4 separate regions of the Homo sapiens genome follow, and regions 1, 2 and 3 are each linked to region 4. Evidence: chromatin loops called from intact Hi-C (ENCODE). Cell type or tissue: endothelial cell of umbilical vein. All regions are shown on one strand. Links, peaks and the distances in the headings refer to the core of each region. The heading gives the core; the rest is flanking DNA. Region 1 overlaps FAM124A (family with sequence similarity 124 member A). Region 2 has its middle 76 kb from the start of NEK3. Region 3 overlaps INTS6 (integrator complex subunit 6). Region 4 holds the start of NEK5 (NIMA related kinase 5).

What was found. Peaks named below come from ENCODE experiments on the same cell type or tissue, not always from the same donor. Only the 100,000 strongest peaks of a DNase experiment are listed, where the experiment ranks them.
Region 1: it touches region 4 in a loop (4-fold over the local background); 3 of 110 quality-filtered maps call a loop at or near these places.
Region 2: it touches region 4 in a loop (7-fold over the local background); 4 of 110 quality-filtered maps call a loop at or near these places.
Region 3: a loop joins it to region 4, with 6 times the contacts of the local background. A loop is called at or near these places in 8 of 110 quality-filtered maps.

Annotation. Positions count from the first base shown.
Region 1 is chr13:51,283,219-51,288,906 of GRCh38, reverse strand. It overlaps FAM124A (family with sequence similarity 124 member A), which reads right to left. Exons shown (of 4, transcript NM_001242312.2): 4 at 4,668-5,688. Among named protein-coding and RNA genes, the nearest start is that of SERPINE3, 54 kb to the left of the region's middle. In endothelial cell of umbilical vein, for the core only: a CTCF peak has its summit at 2,317 (motif pointing right); a DNase peak (open chromatin) is centred at 2,366.
Region 2 is chr13:52,232,966-52,238,653 of GRCh38, reverse strand. It overlaps the pseudogene TPTE2P2. Among named protein-coding and RNA genes, the nearest start is that of NEK3, 76 kb to the right of the region's middle. In endothelial cell of umbilical vein, for the core only: a CTCF peak has its summit at 2,250 (motif pointing right); a DNase peak (open chromatin) is centred at 2,220.
Region 3 is chr13:51,432,214-51,437,901 of GRCh38, reverse strand. All of the region lies in intron 3 of INTS6 (integrator complex subunit 6), which reads left to right. Among named protein-coding and RNA genes, the nearest start is that of INTS6, 18 kb to the left of the region's middle. In endothelial cell of umbilical vein, for the core only: a CTCF peak has its summit at 2,727; a DNase peak (open chromatin) is centred at 2,691.
Region 4 is chr13:52,125,214-52,130,901 of GRCh38, reverse strand. It overlaps NEK5 (NIMA related kinase 5), which reads left to right and starts at 1,829. Exons shown (of 24, transcript NM_001365552.1): 1 at 1,829-1,873; 2 at 3,240-3,307; 3 at 3,398-3,536. The coding sequence starts at 3,420. It overlaps LOC101929657 (a long non-coding RNA gene), which reads right to left and starts at 2,007. Exons shown (of 2, transcript NR_110306.1): 1 at 1-2,007. In endothelial cell of umbilical vein, for the core only: CTCF peaks have their summits at 1,780, 2,774 and 2,977 (motif pointing right); DNase peaks (open chromatin) are centred at 2,041, 2,291 and 2,981; H3K4me3 peaks cover 1,512 bases.

The DNA of each region.
Region 1 (5,688 bases), core at 716-4,715, 840 kb after region 4:
GCCCCTGAGGCATGTACCTCACTTACTGCACCCTACTCCTCCCACTTTGCAAATGAGGAACCCAAGAGTGAGAAATGGAATAGCTTGATTAGGGTCACACAGCTAGCAAGTCTGGGTGGGATTCAAAGTCCGATACGTGTGACCCCAAAGCCCTGCTTCTCTCCATTGGGCTATCTTGGTGCTTCACTCTTCATTTTCGAATGTGAATGATGAGAGAGAAGGCGAGGTGGGGGGGGGAGCAGGAGGAGGAGGAGATGGAGGAGGAGGAGGAGGAGATGGAGGAGGAGGAGGAGGAGATGGAGGAGGAGGAGGAGGAGGAGATGGAGGAGGAGGAGGAGGAGGAGATGGAGGAGGAGGAGGAGGAGATGGAGGAGGAGGAGATGGAGGAGGAGGAGAAGGAGGAGAGATGGAGGAGGAGATGGAGGAGGAGGAGGAGATGGAGGAGGAGGAGGAGATGGAGGAGATGGAGATGCTCCTTATTGGTGTAGGGGTGTGTGTGGTGGTTTGGCGTGGATTTGGTGGCACAGGAAAACCCCAAGTCATGGGTATATTGCAGGAAGCTGAAAATTCAGGTCTAGCACCCAGGAAAGTGTGGCTGAATGTGCAAGAGAGGCCAGGCCCATGCAGGATGGGAAAGGAAAGCCAGTGTCCTCCAAATGGAAAGCTCCAGTGTGTACTGAATTTGGAGCAAAGGTGAACAGAATGTGACCATGCAGAATTCCCTGGGTGGGCCACAGGTGGTCAGGTCACAGTCCTGAGCCTGCTGCCAGATTCCCAGGCGCTCACCTCCACAGCTGCAGCCAGTTCACCATTTCCAGCAAGGGTAAAGCTGGCCAGAGGGAATACTCCTGGGAAGCCATTGTGGGGGTAGGGGGCAGTGAGCTCTGAAATGACCAAATGACCAAAGAGGTCACTGCAGGAGTGCAGAACCAGCTCGGGTGATGAACACAGGCCCAGACAGCCACAGAGCTTTATGGCCAAGGAGAATTTCAGAGGCCCTGGCATGAGGTGATTTAGCTCATATCGGGCACAGGAGGCTCATTTTGCAGGAAGTGGAACATAACTCTTGGAGTAGAAATAGGTTGAGGAGTCTCCCGCTGCACCTCAGTTTCCTCTGTTCTGACAGGCTGCATTTTCAGTCTTCAGGCCACTGCTAAGAGCTACGCCCCCGGCAGTCAATCCAGCCTACTCTTTAGTCTCCTCTTGCTTCTTACCTCATTAGGATCTGACACATCTTATGTGATGAGGAAACCTGGGGAGGTAGTAGACGCTTCTGGCCTTGGTTGAACAGGGGCAAGGTTAGCTTCAGAAAGGGAAGCAACCTTATTATCGGCCCTTCTGTTTCTAAACTCTACAGATACGGCCTCAAGAGCATTGGAGAAGCCCAGCCCTCTAGGCTTTCTGCTGAGAGAAATTTCCACCTTGCTGCACAGTGCGGCCGGAGAAGGATGTCTAGGGAGCCTCACCCACAAGCTGTGGGTGCGCTGTCTCCTCCAGCTGTTGCTGATTCTGTCCCCCAAGCAAGAAAGCCCAAGACTTGGTCCAAATTAGTAACCCTACAGAGAAAATCCCTAATGAAAATCCCCTGGTGAGAAAGAGATTTTAGAAATCTGTGCTAAGAAAAACTTGTTTTTTTCTGAGGAACTGTGTTGAGGAAACTTAAATTACAATGAAAGAAGACAGTGTTTCTAGATTCCTTTTTTTTTTTTTTTTTTTTTTGAGACGGAGTCTCGCTCGGTTGCTCAGGCTGGAGTGCAGTGGCACGATCTCGGCTCACTCACTGCAAGCTCCGTCTCCCGGGTTCAAGCCATTCTCCTGCCTCAGCCTCCCGAGTAGCTGGGACGACAGGCTCCCGCCATCACGCCCGGCTAATTTTTTGTATTTTTAGTAGAGACGGGGTTTCACTGTGTTGCCAGGGTGGTCTCTATCTCCTGACCTCGTGATCCACCCGCCTCAGCCTCCCAAAGTGCTGGGATTACAAGCGTGAGACACCGCACCTGGCCTAGATTCTTTAATCGTAAATGAGAACTAGACAGCTACTCATCTCTTTCCCTTTTCGCTCTGGCTTCCAGGAAATTCCAGGAAACTGCTGTAGCAGTTACATTTTTCTTTACGGTGGACATAGTTGTAGACTCCTTTTTGGGGGCCTGCTTTACTATTTGCATTGTGTTGTTTCATTTGGAAATTAAATTGCCTCAATCCTTTGTAGACATAAACAGCTTAAAAAATTAAATGCAGGATAATAAAGTGAAGTTCATCCAGGTGGAGGCTTCTTCAATGAAAAGGGCACTCAGTGACCCTCCCGGGCACAGCGGCCACCAGGTGGCACCAAAGCTTCCCCACAGCCACCTTCAGGGATGCGATTTGGCTTGAAAGCGTTTCTGTTTAGCTAGCCGGCCGGTTCTTGGGCTGTGCCACACACATTCAGAGTGACTCCAATCCAAAATGCTCTGGGTTTAGCTTTAGGGACTGAGCAAGGCTGATCTAAGGGAGTCAGGCAGCCTCTTTCAGGTGCTCAATTGATAAGATCAATATTTCAAATGTCTCAAATGGACCACTCCCAGCCAGAACAGGGCAGTGGGGCATGGTGAAGCAGCTCCATTTTTCTTTCTTTTTTTTTTTTTTTTTGAGATGGAGTCTTGCTTTGTCACCCAGGCTGGAGTGCAGTGGTGTGATCTCAGCTCACTGCAACCTCTGCCTCCCAGGTTCAAGCAATTCTCCTGCCTCAGCCTCTCAAGTAGCTAGGATTACAGGTGTGTGCCACCATGCCCAGCTAATTTCTGTATTTTTAGTAGAGAAGGGGTTTCACCATGTTAGCCAGGCTGAGCTCAAACTCCTGACCTCAAGTGATTCACCCACCTCGGCCTCCCAAACTGTTGGGATTACAGGTGTGAGCTACCGTACCTGGCCTACAGCTCCATTTTTCTATGCCACCATCCCAGATAACAGGAGGCGACACCCTCATCACAGAGTTCATGGAGGTTGTCAGTGGGACCCAGAAGGGGTCTTTTTGCCTTCACCGTGTATTCTAGTGACTTCAGTCTGAAATGAGTGTGTTGTTCCTTATAGTGGGCACATCACTGGACACGGGTCCTCAGCCCTCTAAGATGGAAATTGTTAAAAAGACCCAAGCCTGCCGACATTACCATTCATGTTTGCCTCCATTATTCACTCAGGGAAATCAGATCTTTTAAAGCCACTTTGTAAATAGACCTCTGTGCCCAAGACTAGAAAAAGCCTTCAGTAAAAGGTGGAAGAATGTACTTATATATAATCTTTAAATTCAGGTTCCTGACCCTTTGTGGTTCCATTTGTTATAATAATAGTGTGTCAAAAGGTGTTTCCCTTGAGAACGCAATTTATTCATGTCAGCTTCTCATGCTATTTTCTGAAGCCTCTGTAGTATCTGATCAATTGTATTTCTCAGGAATGCAAGAGAAGCAGAACCCTACAAATGATGAGCACATGGAGCCATGTGGCCTGGGGCGGAGAAGGAGAGGGTGACTATTCAGCTATTCCTACTTCTCTCCTGAAATTCATACCCAGGGATCACTGGTCAGAACTGGTCACTGATACCGGTCTGAGGGTATGAGGAGGGAGAAGCTGTCCACAGTTGGTTTTATTGCCCTTAAAAATCTTACAGGAATTCAATGAATCTATTCAGATGCCTCTTGGCTGACAGTTTGGAGCACTAATTCATCTACAGAAAGTAGAAAGATAGGCCGGGCGCTCTGTCTCATGCCTGTAATCCCAGCACTTTGGGAGGCTGCAGTGGGAGGAGGGTTAGAGTCCAGGAGTTTGAGACCAGCCTGGGCAACATAGCAAGACTGTCTCTACAAAAAATAAAAAATTAGTGGGGCATAGTGGTGCATGTGTAGTCCCAGCTACTCAGAAAGCTGAGGTGGGTGGATCACTTGAGCCTGGGAGGTTGAGGCTGCAGTAAGCCATGATTGTGCCACCGCACTAAGCCTGGGTGACAGTGATATCCTTCCTGTCTCAAAAAAAAAAAAAAAAAAAAAAAAGGAAAATAGGGAGGTAGGAAGATACCTCCGTTTCTCCTGATTTATTTGTGGCCGGGAGCTCATTCTAAGTAAAGTAAACATGTAGTCTCACCTGGGAACGCACTGGGTGGTACAGTCCAGTTCACTCTGCTGTGACTGTTCCCCTGCCCTCAGACCCGGAGGCTCAAGGAGCAGCCACTACTAAAACCCAATTTATTCAAGCACACATCAACCCTCCCATGTCACAAAAGTCTCTGCAGTGGCTCACCCACTGCTTCCACCAGTTCCTCTTATGCTCCTTTTAACCAGTTGAGGTGACCCAAGATGATTTCTGTAGGACTTGCCAGGTGAGTTGGGGACAGACAGAGAAAGATTTGCTCTTTAAAGCAGACACTAGGTGGTGTTTAGTGTAGGCCAAAGTGGGACCGTGAGCAGTAATTTGGGGTTGAGGGGATCTTACTTGGAAAAGAGGCAAATGAGGGATGGGATGTAACTCAACCAGAGCACTTACCAACACATCCCCTCCCTGGCAATGCTGGAGGAAGCGTAAGGCCAAGGAAACAAGAGACACGGTTCCATTAAGCGACAAAAAACCAGGGCTACAATCTAGACTTCTTACACTACAGAGCCTAATACATAGATATAATTTATGAGACAACCTCAATATTTTTCAATTGAACACATTTATTGAGCACCTACAATGTGCCAGCATCTTTTACAAGGATAATACTCCAAACGAGTCAGGATCCTCCAGAGAGTATTGGAAGCCCTTCTGGATGAGGAAGATGCTACTGGAATGGCCAGGAATGGAAGGGAAGGCTTTGGTAAATGTGTTCCTGTGATTCCCTCTCCGTGGAGGGACTGCCATTTCCATGTGGTCTACAGTGGGCATCCTCTCCCTGCTCACCTGATGCTATGGGAACATTTTGCATTTCTTGCTTTCAAATGTTGTCTATGATGTCCTTTAGGGTCACTCAGTTTGGTAGATTGGACTGTGATGAGGGCGGGTCCAGAGTTGTACTCTAAAGCAGTCCTAGGCGAGCATGTGAGCACACTGAAATAAGGACACTGATTAGGGAGAAAGAAGGAGCCAGCCCTCGGCCATTAGCCTTTTTTTTTTTTTTTTTTTTTTTTTTTTGCCTCACTGACTTTTGTTACTGATGAACTTGCTTCCCTGTTCATTGGAGGTGGTATCATCACCTCTGAATTATTTTTCTCCTTCTTCCTAATGTTTGCAGGTTGCTTTTCCTCATCAGCTATTGACTGAATCACATTTCTGGGCAGAAGGTGGAGTGCTGGTGGCTTTCCAGGAATCAGCTCTGCAGAAAGAAGCTCCTTCCTGTTCTGAGCCCTGTGGTTCTGAAGTCATTGGTCTAACCTGAGTAGCCCACTTTTTTGGCATGACACACCACAGCAGCATTAGGCGGGAGACTTAGAATTTTTGTTGTTGACTGGAGCTGGGATGTTGAATCAACCTCAGGCAGCAGCCTAGCTCAAGGGATAATAAACTATGACCCTTGGGCCAAATCTGGCCCACCAGCTGTTCTTGTAAATAAAGTTTTATTGGCTGGGAATGGTGGCTCATGCCTGTAATCCCAGTGCTTTGGGAGGCCAAGGTGGGTGGATCACGAAGTCAGGAGTTTGAGACCAACCTGGCCAACATGGTGAAACTCTGTCTCTACTAAAA
Region 2 (5,688 bases), core at 544-4,543, 110 kb before region 4:
CTGATTTCTCTCGGTGTAATGTTACATTATTAATTTGAGATTTTACTAGCTTTTTGAGGTACACATTTAGCACCATAAACTTTCCTATTAACACTGCTTTTGCTGCATCCCAGAGATTCTGGTATGTTGTGTTTCTGTTTTCATTTATTTCAAAGAATTTTTTGATATCTACCTTAATTTTATCATTTGCTTAAAAGTCATTCAGGAGCAAGTTGTTTCATTTCCATGAAATTGTTTGGTTTTTAGAGATCTTCTTGATATTGATTTATATTTTTATTCAACTGTGGTCCAAAAAAAATGGTTGGTATGATTTCAACATTTTTTGAATTTATTGAGGCTTGCTTCATGGTGGAACATATGGTTGATCTTGGAATACATTCGCTGTGCAAATGAGAAGAATGTATATTCTGTGGTTGATGCATGGAGTGTTCTTTAGGTGCCTATTACATCCAGTTGGTCAAGTGTTGAATTTACGTCCGTAATTCCTCTGTTAGTGTTCTATCTGAATGATCTGTCTAATGCTGTCAGTGGGGTGTTAAAGTCTCCTGACTATTATTATGTGGCTGAGTCTTTTCATAGGTCTAGAAGTACCTGTTTTATTAACCTGGGTGATCCAATGTTGGGTGCATATATATTTAGGATTGTTAAGGCTTCTTGTTGAATTGAACCCCTTATCATTATGTAATGCCCTTCTTTGTCCTTTTTTACTATTGCTGGTTTAAAGCCTGTTTTATCTGTTTTAGGAATAGTGATCCCTGCTCTTTTTGGTGTTTTGTTTGTGTGAGAGATCTTTCTCCAACCCTTTACGTTGAACCTGTTGGTGTTGTTACATGTGAGATGGTGTCTTGAAGACAGCAGACAGATGGGTTTTGTTTTTTTATCCAACTTGCCACTCTGTGACTTTTACGTGGTGTGTTTAGACTATTTACATTCAAGGTTAATATTGACGTGAGCTTTTCACCCTATCATGACATTGTTAGGTGGTTGCTTTATACTTTCTGTTGTATTGTTGTTTTATAGGCTCTGTGAGCTGTGTACTTAAGTGTGCTTTTATGGTAGCAGGTATCATTCTTTTATTTCCATGTTTAGAACTCCCTTAGGGATCTCTTGTAAGACTGGTCTAGTTTTAATGAATTCTCATGGCACTTGCTTCTCTGGAAAAAAAGATCTTTATTTGTCCTTCGCTCATGAAGCTTAGTTTGGCAGGATGCTCTTGATTAGAATTTATTTTCTTTAAGAATTCTGAAAATACACCTTCCCAATCTCTCCTGATTTTTAAGGTTTCTGCTGAGACGTCTGCTGTTATCCTGATAGGGCTCCTTTTGTATGTGATCTGGCCTTAGGATTTTTTCTTTAACGTTGACCTTGGACTGTTTGGTATATGCCTTGGTAATGTCCACTTTTTTATAGTATCTCGCAGGTGTTCTCTGGCTTTATTGTATCTAGATGTCTACCTTTCTAGCAAGATTCAGGAAATTTTCTTGAATGATTGCATCAAATATGTTTTCCAGGTTGTTTTCTTTTTCTCCTTGTCTCTAGGGAATGCCAGTAATTTGTAGGTTTGGTCACTTCACATAACCTATTTCTCAAAGACGTTCCTCACTTTTTAAAAATAGTTTTTCTTTATTTTTGTCTGACTGCATTAGTTCAAAAGACCAGTCTTCAGGCTCTGAAATTATGTCCTCTGCTTGGTCCAGTTTATTGATAAATCTTTCCATTGTATTTTGAAATTCCTTAAGTGAGTTTTTTTAATTCCAGAAGTTCTGATTGATTTCTTTTTAAGATGTTTATCTCTTCCTTCATTTGCTGAATTGATTTAGAAGTTTCCTTTTGTTGATTTCAACCTTGAATCTCATTGAGCTTCCTTGGAATCCATGCTTTGAATTCTTTATTGTCATTTCTGAGTTTTCATTTTGGTAGAAAGCATTGCCAGAGATCTAGTGTGATCCTTTGGTGGTATCACTACATGCAGGTTTTTCATGGTGCCAGAATTCTTGTACTGGTTCTTCTCATCTGGAGATGCTAGCACTTCTAATTTTTGTAACTGTTTTTATGTGGGTAGGATTTTTTCTTTATCTTTTCTTTCCTATATCATTATTATTATTATTATGCTTTCCCTTTCCCTCCTCCTTAGGTGATGTGACTTTAGAGCAATGCTAGGTAGGTCTTTTGGCCTTGCCTCTATATGCACTTCTATCAGCAGGTTTTATATTGGGTATGTGGTTTGACCTACAAGCCAGTAGATGGCGCCAATGGGTAAGAGCTGGCTGTGGCCAGTGGTGCTGGCTATATACTTGCTGTTTGTTTATTGGGAAGAGCTCTCTGTTGCCTTAGGCAATGAGCTGATTCCTGGAGTACACATTAATCTGAGCTCCCTCCTAAACCCTAGGGGAACGGGAGTTAGGTGGGGGTGTGGGAGGAAGATGGGTGGAGCCAGATGGGGAAGGTTCCCCAGTGTTGTCCTGCTCTCAGTCCAGGTTTGGGAAAATGCCTGCAGCTTTTCCTTGTGTCTTTTCCTCACAAAGTCTCCAAGTCTCTCGTTAAATTAGCTCCAGGACTTGGGAGAAACAGTGCCCTTCCTCGGTCCGGGTTGCTTGGATCCCCAGTGGAAAGGTAAGACAGAGGGATGCTGTCTGCCTCTCTCACATACTGAGGCTTCACTCGCTTTTATCAGTCGAATGTTGTCACAAGAGCTGTTTGCCTGCGTTGTCCTCCCAAGGATCTGGGGTGTCCTTCATAATTCCAGGGAGTTGTCGTTTTCTTTCTTGAATTAAAGTTCACAGAGTTGATCTTTATGTACTATCTTGCTATTTCCAAATGGCTGAGGCATGCTAAAAGCCTGTAATCTGCCGTCTTGGAAAAAAATCCTTGCATTCTTAAGAGAAATGGCACTTGGTATTGATACGTGGTATTTCTACACTGCTGAATTCACTTTGAAAAAATATATATATTTTTATATCTACATTTATATGTCAGACTGGTATAAAGTAATCGTCTACTGTATTTATGCAGTTTTGGAACCAGCTATATTAGTGTTACTAAATGAGTTGGGAATTTTTCTTTCTTACTGTTACCCAAAGGAATTTATATAAGACATGAATTATTGCTTTCGAATAGATTTAGTAAAAACCTCATCTTGTTCTTTCGTGGAGAGGTAGTGAGAAATATTTTTACCGTAAATGTAATTTATTTTCCACCTGTGGGGCAGAGGTTGCAGTGAGCTGAGATCGTGCCAGTGCACTGCAGCCTGGGTGACACAGCGAGACTGTCCCAAAAAAAAAGAAAGAAAATCAACTTAAAATGAACTCCTGGAATATTTCTGAGTGTATTTTTATACCAAGCATGTTCCTTGAACTAACTTTTCTTTTCTAGGAAGAACCGGAACTATGGTTTGTGCCTGCCTGATTGCCAGTGAAATATTTTTAACTGCAGAGGTATGAAAGATGTTACTACAAACTTTGTCTTAGGATGACTGAGTTTGCTAGTTCTGAAACATCACTGGTAGGATGTTAAGATGATTATTTTAGTCATGGTGCTTAGTGAAATTGTAATTGGAGAAGCGGTTGTTAAAAAGTCTGTTTTTGATACTTCCTTGTTTAACATGCACTGGTTAGTAGCTGGCTTAAGAATCTCTTTGGGCCAGGACTAGAGTGAGGTCAAATGAGGCGCAGAATTTAAGAGAATGCTAAAAATTGCAATAATTAAAATAAATGATTTTTCATGCAATATTTAAAAAATAAAAATTAATGCAAAAAAACCATGAGGTATACAATATTAACATTTTAAATAATGACAAGACCTGATGGGGCAGGATTAAGGTGAGGGGAGTAAAGCCATGTTACACAGATACAAAAAACATTCAGTAATCGCAATGGTTCCCTCACCTCACCTGGCCCTGCTGTTCTTCCTTCCTCATGAGAATAGTATCAAGCTTAATTAGATAAATTTTCCAAAGGGCCTTGGCCATCCTCACACCTCTTAGGTAGATAAAAGGCAACATTTCACAACTCAAAGCCTCTCCTGCATGTAAATACCTCTGCTTAGTCAACACATGTGGAGTCTGTGGCCTCTAGAAATTTCTGATAAGACAAGGTGGGCTGTTTCCACCTACAGCAGTGTTCTCAGTCATTTTTCTTTCTGCCATTTTCTTGCTGAGATGCTACCATTTCCAGCAGCTCCGCTTGAGTTGTTTGGCCTACAGTCTAGGGAAGAAGTGGTGGTTCTGCACAATGCCCAGCACTCTAATTCCACCACCTTTGGTTTTTCTAATTTGAGACACACAGATTTTGAAAATGGATGTTCTAGGATGGTGTTTTTCAAGCTATGGATCATGATGTATCAGTGAGTTGTAAAATAAAGTTACTGGGTTGTGACTAACATCTCTTAAAAATAAAATGGAATCGGCCAGGTGCGGTGGCTGATGCCTGTAATCCCAGCACTTCGGGAGGCCGAGGCGGATGGATCACCCGAGGTCAGGAGTTTGAGACCAGCCTGACCAACATGGAGAAACCCTGTCTCTACTAAAAATACAAAATTAGCTGGGCATTGTGGTGCATGCCTGTAATCCCAGCTACTTGAGAGGCTGAGGCAGAAGAATCGCTTGAACCCAGGAGGTGGAGGTTGTGGTGAGCTGAGACCGGGCCATAGCACTCCAGCCTGGGCAGTAAGAGTGAAACTCCGTCTCAAAAAAAAAAAACAAAAAAAAACTAAAGCTAAAACTAAATAAAATGGAATAGAGCAGAATAGAAAATCTGAAAAGGTTTAAGTATTGGTGTGTGTGTGTGTGTACTTCTCCGAGGTTTATTAATGTGGATTGCAACTTAAAAAATGAAAAGTTTGAAAGCCACTGATACAGAGCCCTAGACTGAAAACCAGAGACTTGTATTTCAGGCCTGTGCTGCTTCTAACTGGCTGCAGCATCTCCATGGCAGATTGTGTAGTTTTCTTTTGGTCTCAGTCTTCTCATTTGTAAGATGGAAAGAAGGGTTGGACCAGATGATTTCTAAGGTCTTTCCAGCTCTAAACTTTTATGTCTTTATGAAACCTTGAATGAGAGAAGTCTTTGATGTGACTTTGTTAATTTTGGTAATTTGGGTAGCCTTTGCCAAAAGACCACTGCGGCTAGGCGCGGTGGCTCATGCTTGTAATCTCAGCACTTTGGGAGGCTAAGGCAGGCGGATCTCTTGAGTCAGGAGTTCGAGACCAGCCTGGCCAACATGGCAAAGCCCCCATCTCTACTAAAAATACAAAAAATTAGCCAGGTGTGGTGGTACACGCCTGTAGTCTCAGCTACTCAGGATGCTGAGGCAAGATAATCGCTTGAACTCGCGAGGCAGAGGTTGCAGTGAGGTGAGATTCTGCCACTGCACTCCAGTGTGCGTGACAGAGCGAGACTCCATAAAAAAAAAAAAAATCACTGACTTTAGGAAAGAAGGTGGTTTTAGAAAGACTAAGGTACCTAATATAGAAAAGGAAAGAGTGCAGATGAACCATGGTTCCTTTTTTGTAGGAAAGATTGTACTATTTTGGAGAACGGCGAACAGATAAAACCAATGGCACTAAATATCAGGGAGTAGAAACTCCTTCTCAGGTAAGTTTTCGTTTTAAGAAAGGGAGCTTTTGTAGGGGAGTGGGTTAAGATTGCCATCTGTTATTTGGTTTCATTTTAGACTCTTCTCCTTTGGTGAT
Region 3 (5,688 bases), core at 657-4,656, 690 kb after region 4:
CAGTAGCTGGGATTACAGGCAAGTGCCACCACACCTGACTAATTTTTGTATTTTTAGTAGAGACAGTGTTTCAACATGTTGGCCAGGCTGGTCTGGAACTCCTGACCTCAAGTGATCCTTCTGCCTCAGCCTCCCAAAGTGTTGGATTACAGGTGTGAGCCATCACGCCCGGCCTCACATTATGCCTTACCCAATTATTTTCAGATTGGCCTTCAGCCATAGCATATGGGAAACAATATACTGTTAGAGTTTTCCAAGTGCTTTTCATGAATTTTTTTTCCCTTTTTAAAATTTAATGCTTTATTGCTAACTTTCCTGATCTGAAACATTTATTAGGCAGTTCTTCATTTTCAGTTGTAGCCTTTAAGATATTTATATAGAAGGCTGTCATAGAATGCCATCTTCTTTTGTAGGACAGTTGTGTGTGTGAATTGATTTTTTTTTTTTGAGACCATATTTGTAGTGTGATGTGTAGAAGGAAGTAACCAGAATGGTTTTATCTGCTTCTTTGCCCTACATTCAAGGTCTGCTTGTGATAGTATTTAAAATTGAGTTCAGTGCTGAGTTCAAGATGGGATTTAACCAGACTTTTACAAAGGTAGCATCTGTAGATTTTGTAGCAGTCTACTCAAGGAGGTGATTAATCTTGAGAGACTAGACAGATTTCTTTTAGGTCAAATTAAATTTTACCATTATTGCTGTATAACTCCATTCACCTATCTTTGAAAATATGTTTACATCTTGGTTTTTATTTATACGTTTATTTTTAAAAAACATATTTCTAACATGTTTTTTATTACATGCTTCACTAGAATAAAATTTTCCCAAGTTATTATTACCCAGTTTATCCTGAAATCTTAGCCTCAGGCAGTCCTCCCACCTCGGTCTCCCAAAGTGCTAGGATTACAAGTGTGAGCCACCGTGCCTGGCCCCAGTCCATCTAATGTATGTATTAGATTCTTAGAATATTACTATTTATTAAGTAAAGTTATATTTCTGATAGCTTAATTACTCCTTATATGACAGCATAAACACTATTTGCCTGGCACTACTTTTTAGGCATTCCCCAGACCAGTTTGTTAATTTCATTCAAACTTTAGATTCCAGTTCAAGTATAAAACTCAAATTCTGCCAAATTATTAATATTTCAGATATATTGAGTTTATATTATCGTCTTTTGTAGTTATACTTAGTCTTATCAATTATTGAATTTCCCTAATGTTATTATTATTTTTTTTTACAAAGTCAAACTTTAGTGATTCTGCAGTTCTTATGGTGACTTACGATTTCTTACATTATTACTCTTCAGTCTATTATTAAATCAAATTCCAGGATGGAGTTCCTTAGTCGTTACATTAAAACAGATATATGGAACTCCCCCCTACTTTTGCTTAAGTCATAGTATTCCATCTGTTTTTAATGCTGTTGTATTTTTAACATAAGGAATTACGTGGTTGAATAAAGGAATTGTATCGGAACACAGTCGTGTAACGGAGTTACTTGAAACTAAAAATATATTTCTTATACTGTGGAATTCTAACATGTTTTCTGTAGCTGTAGACCTTAATGTATTCTGTTACCAGATTTTTATATTCTAGCAGATTTTATTTTAGAATACCAAACACATTTTTAATTTTGAAGAGTATTTGTTTTGAACATATAATAAATGCACATGGTTAAAAAAAAGTTGAAGTATTATAAAAAGTTACCCAATTGTTTACTTCCTTTCTATGGAGGCAACCATGGCTAATCAGTTTCTAACGTATCCTTCAGAGATCTTTTTTATGTGGTCAAAGGTTTTACAAGGGTTAATGTCTTAAGATGAATATTTTAGAGTTTGACATCAAAAGACTCATTTATACTACACTACCTGAGATTTTAACAATAAAAATAATAATCTTACTGAAATCTAAAACAAATGTGAAATTTGTAATTCTGGCCTTGGAATATTGATTTAAATATAAGCATGTTAGGCCTTTATTGACTTAAGTAATTCTGTTTTGTTTGTAATATGTTATTACCCAGTTTGTGTATTTATCCCTATAATTTAATGAACCTCCTCCACCTTTAAAAAAATTAACAGTATTAATGACAATGAATTATTGACTTGACAAACATGATTAGCACATCAGAAGATTTTATGACCCGTTTAAGGGTAAGGTAGCATTCCTATGCCCCTCCTCCACTACATTTTCAGTTTCTTAGGTAAGTGAAAATAATTGTTTTCCTGAGATCAGGTTAGTTTATATTTGGAGGAAATTACCTTTTCTTAGTATTTTCAAAATTTTTTTTCAAAATTTGTTGTAACATTGCAAAAGCATTTTCTTTCAAAAATAACATAGGTTATAATAGATAATATCTGTTTACATTAATTCTTTAAATTTTCTTATTATTGAGATTTTATGCTTTAACTGAGTAATTTAACACCATGGTAATTGGTTGTTGAGAGAACTATAATAGGAAATTTTAAGTGAAGTAAAAGGTTTTGCTTTATATTATCTTGTGGCAGAACTCTTACTTGAGGTTTTTGACCAAAATTAAAATGAAAAATTTTTAATGACAGATTGACTCCTGTTAGTAAGTAGCTCTAGAGCTAGAACATTATATTTTGCATTATATTTTCTAGTGATATGTTTGGATTTCTTTATGACAGGAACCACTGCTCTGAGAGTAAAACGTGAATTTATTCTGCTAATAGCAAAAGTAAACTTTTAGTCCCTCTACTGGCTGTCTTTGTTGTAGCAGAGCTTAGATTTTTTTTTTGTTTTAAATATATCATTATAATTATGATAAAGGCTACTTATAACTTTATGGCCAAGGTGAATATTGACAGAACTTCTAAAGGATTGTCTCCCAACTGAGTGACTTTATAAACATACTTACTTAGGAATAACAATGTAAAATAATTGCTCTTAAATATAAGGATTTGGGAATTATTAAATTGCGTAGGCTTGACACCAGATAGTGAATAACATTATATTGCAGTAATTAAGTTGTAACTCTCATTTAGACTTTGGAGGTGTTAAAACTTTATTTTTTTGTAAAACATGACAAAAAACAATACTGGCAGACAACTAAAACTTTTTTAATTTGCTGGGTAAACAATGTTGACAGAGAAAGATGACATTATGCAGCAACAAAACAGTGCAAAACAGTATATAAGAAAACTTTCTTGGAGCTACATGTTCACTTTCTGCTAGTGATGTAGAAATTCATGCTTAAATAAATTTGTTAATGTCAAACATTTATATAATAGAGATGGGGGCACATTTTTCCTGAAGAAATAATAAAACAACCTTGTGTGTATAAATTACATTAACTTAATCATTATTCTAATTTTTGTAGTAACTGATTATTGCTTTTCTTAGTGTGATTCTTGACTAAGCTCTTTAATCTTAGAGGGGAAAGAATCTTAGGCATGGCGGGATAATTGGTACAATGAGGATGATAATAATATTTTTCTTTTTTCTTTTCTATGTTTGATCTTTATCTGACTTTTCCAAAATTTAAAGTCACTAAAGAACTTATTATTTTATCTTGTGTTTGTGTATATACTCTCTGAAAGTTGAAGTTATATTGTTTTTAAAAGTAAACATTAGTATATATTGTGTTTTGTTTCAGTGTGTGTTGGGGGAAGATACACTGATTTTATACATCAAGAAATTAATGGCTAAGTAATTACAGAATCACAGGAATCTACCAAGTAAAGGAATAGTTTTACTATAGTTAATTTTATTGCAGAAAGGATATATTAAAAACAAAACAATCTGATTATAATGCCATTCCTTGTTGGGTAAATATGGCACAATCCAGGTTAGTATGGAATTATGTCCAAGAGAATTTAGCAGCTGCCAATAGGACCTCCAGGTGGTACAGAAAGACCATGTGGATTTTAGAATTAGAATAGCTTAATAAGGTTCTGGCTTTGCCACCATCTAGGCCACCTTGAGTTATATCATTTAATCTCCCTGAATATTTTACCTCACTAAGTTTTTTTAGGGTCAAATGAGATAAGTGCTTTATTGTTATTATCAAGACGATAGCAGTAATGTTATTGTTATTATAGTAATTTCAGGCCCGTTTAAGGGTATCCTCTGTGGAGAGTATTTTGTGTAAGACTAGTCAAGTTTCAACTAAAAGCTTTGTTTTGTTGTCTAAGAAAAAGTAACTTTGGTTTTAGTGTTTGAATTTAGCTTAATTAAATTTAATAACTCAGACTTTCTGTTAAGTTTTAATATATTTTAACTTAATTTTGTAGACATGGGCCTTTAAAAAGTATTACCTTTCGGGTGGATGTCATCATCTATATGAGTCTGCTACATGGTAGATTATTTTTCTTTAATTAGAAGTATGATTAATCTCTTGCCTCTGAAAGATAATTCTAAGTGTGCTTATACAGGAATAAAAGTGAATGGGTGTCAGACTTTTGGTCAGAAAATCTGATTTCTTTTTTTGAGACGGAGTCTCACTCTGTCGCCCAGGCTGGAGTGCAGTGGCACGATCTTGACTCACTGCAACCTCCACCTTCTGGGTTCAAGGGATTCTCCTGCTTCGGCCTCCCGAGTAGCTGGGCACTACAGGCATGTGCCACCACACTTGGCTAATTTTTGTATTTTTTCATGGAGACGAGGTTTTTCACAGTGTTTCCTAGACTGGTCTCGCAGTCCTGACATCAAGTGATCCGCGTACCTTGGCCTCCCAGAGTGCTGGGATTACAGGCATGAGCCACCACTCCCAGCCTGATTTTGTTTTATGTTAAAATGTAGAAGTGATATAGAAGACCCTACTACAAATATTTGGTCCATGCTGTGGTGGCTTTTAGAGCTTTGCTGATTTTTTTTTGAAAGGCACCAAGTCAACAAAAGTAGTTTAGCTTAAGGGTGGAAGCAAGATAATATAGTTTCGAAGCTATTAGGACCTCTTGGTTTTCTTTATCTCCCTTAGGCAATTTTTGAGCTAAAATACTGGTAGAGACCAAGAGAGAGATTTATTGTTATGTGTACATATGTTTATTATGTATGAGAGTAGAGATTATATATCATACACTTAATAGTAACCACTCAAATCTTTGAATGGCCAACACGAATGAGTAGATAGTGGATGGCTGAAAGACACAAGAGGGAGATAGTGCTCCTTTTTATACTCTAGTAGCCCAGCAAATTCATGAGTTGTTATGCGTTGAATTTGGGGAGTACACATTTATATTGAGGTAAAGGTAACATACATTTTTTGAATCTTTTTGAAGTTTGAGTAATTCTAAATGGTTCTGTGAACCCAGGCTGATTTGTATTAAGCTATATTCAGTGAGTCAATGAATAAGTTGAAGTGTTTTGTGCCCAGTACCTGCTTAGTGGTGTGGAAAGAAATATGACATATTCTTTGCCTTCAACATGTTCAAACACATGAAAAAATAGCAAGCAATACAAGATGGTGTTTTTTTTTTTTTAATAAATTGTGGTAAACACAACAAAATTTACTGTCTTAACCATTTTTAAGTGTATACTTCTGCAGTGTTAGATATATTCACATTGTGTAAGATGGTGTGTATTTAAATTCATATTTAAATTAAAAATTATTTGAAAAGGTGGGAGGATAGATGTTGTAGGGAAGTGGTATTCAAATTGTGCTCCATGGAACCACTCAAATCCAATTTTAAAGAAACATTTTATTTACCTTATTTATTTAATT
Region 4 (5,688 bases), core at 709-4,708:
GGTACTCAGCTTCCATATATACTGTATTCCATACCTCTTAGTCATCTTCAATCTTGGCATTGCCCAAGGGCATAAACATTTCAAAACCATCAAACAAAAAAAACTTGAAATTATGTACAGTTACTGAGAGACTGGATAAGTATTGGATAATAAATCCTTTTCAAAATCAGAATGGCTTATGGGGTTTTGCTTTTAATAAAATTTCAGAAGACTAATGGAATTATCAGTTCATGATTATAAACCAGTTTTGGTGACAGATTACTATATGATTCTTGAGATACAACTAGACAAAAATTGAGGGACACTTTTAACAAAACTTTTCATTCCTATGTACTTATTTCTCAGCACTTACAGCCTTAAGAAAATGGAAGAGAATCAGTGTTAAACTTCATTGTAGCAAGAAGTTAGCATTCATCTATGGATACAGGAACTAACGGTGCATGGGAAGCCCATCCAGGTCTTAAAGAGATGAATTTTCAATACAATTTTATTTTTTATATTTAATAATTATCAGTATTGTGATACATTTTATTGTGATCAATTGTGTAGTACTAGTAATTTTAACAATTTAATCCAGAAAAACTAAAATTCTATGAGCAGGAAATATAAATTTCCATTTCTGTACTTCTTTCAGCAGTATGATAGGATGATCAATAAGACTTTCAAGTATGAAAAAGATAACGGGTAAAATTCTATCAGGAAAGTAGAATGAAGATATGATTTAATGAAGCATGTCTAAGAATTCTAGGGAAGAAATTTGGGTGTGGTCACTGACACGTGTAATTAAACAAAAACAAGTAGATCATATACCTACTAATATTTTGAGGGAATTTCACTGCCAAAGAAACTAACATTGGATATTCCAACTGCTAAACAACTTTTGGACTCCTGCTACGGGCTGCATTCACCCCCGCCGCGGCCACCCCCAATTCACACACTGAAATCTAACACCAATAACTAATAATGAGACTATATTCGGAGACAGAGACTTTAAAGATGCAATTAGATCAAAATGAGGCCTTTAGTTCAGCCCTAATCCAACTTGACTAGAGTGCTTACAAGAAGAAGAAATTTTTTGTGGCAGGGACGGGGAGGGGGCGGCGGAGAGATGATTTTAAGAAGGAAGAGTAATGATGTAAACTTAGGATTTTTAAGAGTTTTTTGTGGGTTTTTTTTGTGTGTGTGTGTGAGGTGGACGATGGAGGGTACCATATTACTGTAGTGTTTCGATTCAGTTGGATATATTTAACTTGCGTCACTATTTACAATTGCTGAAAATTACATTTTTTTCAACTACTTAAACATTTTAGACAGCAGCTTGATGTGCAAATCCAGAATGGGGCAGGGTGGGATGAGCACTGGGCGTGAGTGCAGACGCTTGGGCAGCGCCGGTTTCGTTAGAAAGTCCCTTGGCAGGCCGCCGCTGTGGCCCAAAGAGTAGGAAGCCGTTCCAGTCTCACGTCCACCTTTTGGCAATATTTGAGACCTTGTACAAGAAACACTCTTCCTGTATCAGTTTAGCTCATTTGTAAAACTGGGAGACTACTGCCTTGACGGGTTGTAAAGAAAAGAGAGAACGTTTGCGAAGCGTCTGGTGCACCTTAAGCAAGAGCGGGGAGCGCTACTGTAGACTGCAAAGCAAAGGAATCCCGACCCAAGGCAACGGGACGGTTGCGGGGTGACTCTGCCGGGTCTCCAAACTCCCTGGCGCCTGACCCTGCCTCGAGGTGGACTGGTCCCCAGGCCATTCCAGACCCGCGCCCCGCCCGCGTTTCCTTGCGCGGCTCCGCCCCGGCCGCAGGGAGGCGCAGCGGCCCCGGGAACCCGGATCCTTCCGGGACGCTTCGTTGGCCCCGCGGAGCCGGCGGAGCAGGTACGCTTGCAGGGGCCGCCCTTAGTTCTTGCCCGGAGCCGCCACAGGGCTTCGGGAGCTCGGCAGGGTGGGGGAAAGGGATGGAGTTTCGGCCTGGGGCGGCGGGGGCGGCCCAGAAAAGGCCTAGCGTCCTGGGCTGTGTGGGTGTAGCGTCCAGGGCGCGTCGGTCTCTATGGCAACGCTCCACACGCGGAGGTCGGGTACGGGTAAGCGTCTTGCCACTCACCCGCGGCCGCTTCCAGGGGCGGCCCTAGGGGAGAAGGAATTTTCCTAATTTGGGGGCTTCCACCCTTTGGTGCCACTTGGGCGGGAGGGTCGCGGGCCCTCAGTTCCCGGCGAGTCACCCCCGGCCCCAAGTCCGTATGCGTCTCTCTCAGAACCCGATCCTCCGGTGTCTGCAGCCTCTCCTGGCTGCGGAGCTGGTTCCCAGCCCCCTGCAACCCAGTACCGACTTCCCACCCTGACGTAAAATTATTCGAAAACAAGCCCCCTGCTCACCCCATTAACAACAACAACAAAACTGTATTATGCCCTAACTGTAGCATAAAGAGGAAATAGAAGGAAAGCAATAAGTAAGAAAGTACATATTTCAATCTGAAAATGCTTGGCACTACTACCCTTGGAAAATGTAGAGAAGTAGCCAGTAGCCGCGCCTGGGGAGTCGCCTGAACGTGACGGCAGCAAATGCAGATTGTTGGGTCTCCGGGACCAGGAGCAGCGTGGCCAGTGAAGCGCGTGGTTTTCCCAAATGGTGAACAATTCTTGGTAAACCTCCAAACCGAAGTGCAATCAAGCCTTGATTTACATGTAGTTGCATTCCTCGAAAAAAAAAAGAAGTGTTCATTAAAACTGCAAAAATACTTAGCATTTCGATGTAAAATAGAGTTTGGTTCTAGCCACAAACGGATTTTTCCACGCACAGGAATGTATAGGAAGACTCTCCAAGATTGTAGGGCCGCGGGGTAATCCTTTATTGTGCGGGACTGTCTCTCGAATCGCAGAATCCTACCATCTCAGGCCCCAACCACCTGTAAACCTCATGCCTCTGAATCTTGGGGAAACAGCTTCCCCACCCCCATATATTTCCAGAATTCCCCCTAGGGGGCAGTACGTCCCCACTAAGAAAGGCTGAACTATAAAAGTGCACAAGCCTAAGGACATTCCTGCTTTATAAAGGTGCGAAACACCGGATATAGTATCTTTCATTCTCAGAACAAACTTGCAAAACAGGTATTGTTATTCCATTTTAGAAATTAGGAAAGTGAGGTTTTGCCAGGTTAAGTGACTTACCCGAGAATACAGGGCAAAAGTGTATCAAAGCTGAGCTATGACCCGTGTCTGACCAAGAAACTCTGTCTCATTTCAGTTATCTGTGGCCACAAAGAAAGTTATTTGTCTCTGTCTTGGCAAGGCTGGGAGGAAAGTTTTAGCTAAGTGAGTTCTTTTACACTTTAGTCATCAGTTTTCTGACTTTGTTAGTCTTTATGAGACGTGTGTGATAAATTTACATTACTCTAATTCCAGGAAACTCAGCCCATTGGAGACCATGGATAAGTACGATGTGATTAAGGCCATCGGGCAAGGTGCCTTCGGGAAAGCATACTTAGCTAAAGGGAAATCAGATAGCAAGCACTGTGTCATAAAAGAGATCAATTTTGAAAAGGTAAAGTTAAGTTCAAATTTCTGTTAATTTTCAGTGGGATATTCAGCTGGCTTTTAATCCAATATAAAAAGGAAATTTTTATTTTTTATAATTTCGAATTTTAAGCCATAATTGATTTTTGTTAATTCAACCTCCTAAGTCCATTGTCCAAACAGCAACCAATGATCTCATTTTTAAAAAGAGGCTGGACGCACTGGCTCACCCCTGTAATCCCAGCACTTTGGATGGCCAAGGTGGGAGGATTGTGTGAAGCCAGGAGTTCGAGATAGCCTGGGCAACATAGCAAGACCCTGTCCCTGCTAAAAAAAAATTTTTTTAATGAAAATAGAAAAGAAATAAGATCACATCCCTGTGGCTCCTATGGCCCTCCTTAGGGTGCCCTGCAAGGCCCTGTGAGATGCCAGCCTCCTCTGTTGCCCTGACTTTTCTCTGTGGTGCACTTCCTCTCTCCTTATTCAGGTCCTCTACGAGGGGTTTTCTGCAAACATCCTAGCTAGAGTAGACCCCCAGCCACAATCACACCTTATCACCTTATCACACCACCTTGGTTCCTGGTTTCTTTTTTGTTTTCTTTTCTTTTCTTTTTTTAGACGGAGTCTCGCTCTGTCACCTAGGCTGGAGTGCAGTGGCATGATCTTGGCTCACTGCAATCTCCACCTCCGGGATTCAAGCAATTCTCCCACTTCAGCCTCCTGAATAGCTGGGACTACAGGTGCATGCCACCATGCCTGGATAATTTTTTGTATTTTTAGTAGAGATGGAGTTTCACCATGTTGCCCAGGCTGGTCTTGAACTCCTGAGCTCAAGTGATCTGCCCGCCTTGGCCTCCCAAAGTGCTGGGATTACAGGCTTGAGCCACTGCTTCTGGCCTGGTTTATTTTCTTACTAGCATGTATAATGCTCTGCAATTACTTTGCTCTCTTAATTATTCATTTGTTTATTGCTTGTCTTCCTCAGTATGCAGAACAGTTCCTGTCACATAATAGGTGCTAAACACATTTATTGAGTGCACTGAATGAATAGAGAAAAACTATATGTAATTGTTGGTCTAATGATTTTGGAAAATAAATATAGTTAATTAAAAATTAATAATTTTTGCTAAATCCACCTTGGTCAGTGTTTATGTCACCCTCTTTAGTGATATGTTCATTTCATAATATATTGGGACAACAATGTCCATTGTTTGCTAGAATTAATTCTAAGGCAAGTCTTGTTGGTCAGCTTCTAGAGGATTTATAAATGAGAGTAGCATAAAAAGTTCCATACAAAGTGTGTGCAAAATGGACTACCCAAGTTACACCATATGAATATACTTAATGCCATTGAACTGTACACTTAAAAATCGTTAAAATGATATAAATTTTATCTTACCACAAAAAATTGCAAGAAAACCTACCCAAACTTAAAGCTCAAGAGTAGATGACTGGCTTCCAGGGATAATGATTTATTTCCCAATATAGGTCTCTTTTTGTGAATCCATGGCATATTCATAATAATGTCCTCTTATTCTAGTGGCCCGCAATAGCTTCCTCCCATGACATTATTCTGCTCACTCTCTTTTGTTTATCTGACTGCTCTCCCTCAGGCTTATCTCTGTCTTCGCCCTGTGTATGTCCTCAACCATGTGTCCTTTTCTGATTTTCTTTTTCTGTCCATTGTCACCTAAACTGCCCCACTTCAGTGTTTACCAATAAGTAGATCTCTCTTAAATCTCTGTCTCTACCCCTGGCATCTTTCAGTACCCTAGTTCTGCATTTCTTCTGCCAGCTAGATAACTTCAGGTAATATCTGTGGTTTTGTTTTGAGGTGGAGTCTCGCTCTGTCGCCCAGGCTGGAGTGCAGTGGTGCCATCTCGGCTCACTGCAAGCTCTGCCTCCCAGGTTCATGCCATTCTCCTGCCTCAGCCTCCCGAGTAGCTGGGACTACAGGCGCCCGCCACCACGCCTGGCTAATTTTTTGTATTTTTAGTAGAGACGGGGTTTCACTGTGTTAGCTAGGATGGTCTCAATCTCCTGACTTCGTGATCCACCCGCCTCGGCCTCCCAAAGTGCTGGGATTACAGGCATGAGCCACCACACCCATCCAACATCTATGTTATTAATCTATTGCTGTGTAGCATATTACCCCAAACTTAGTGGCTTAAAGAATAAAC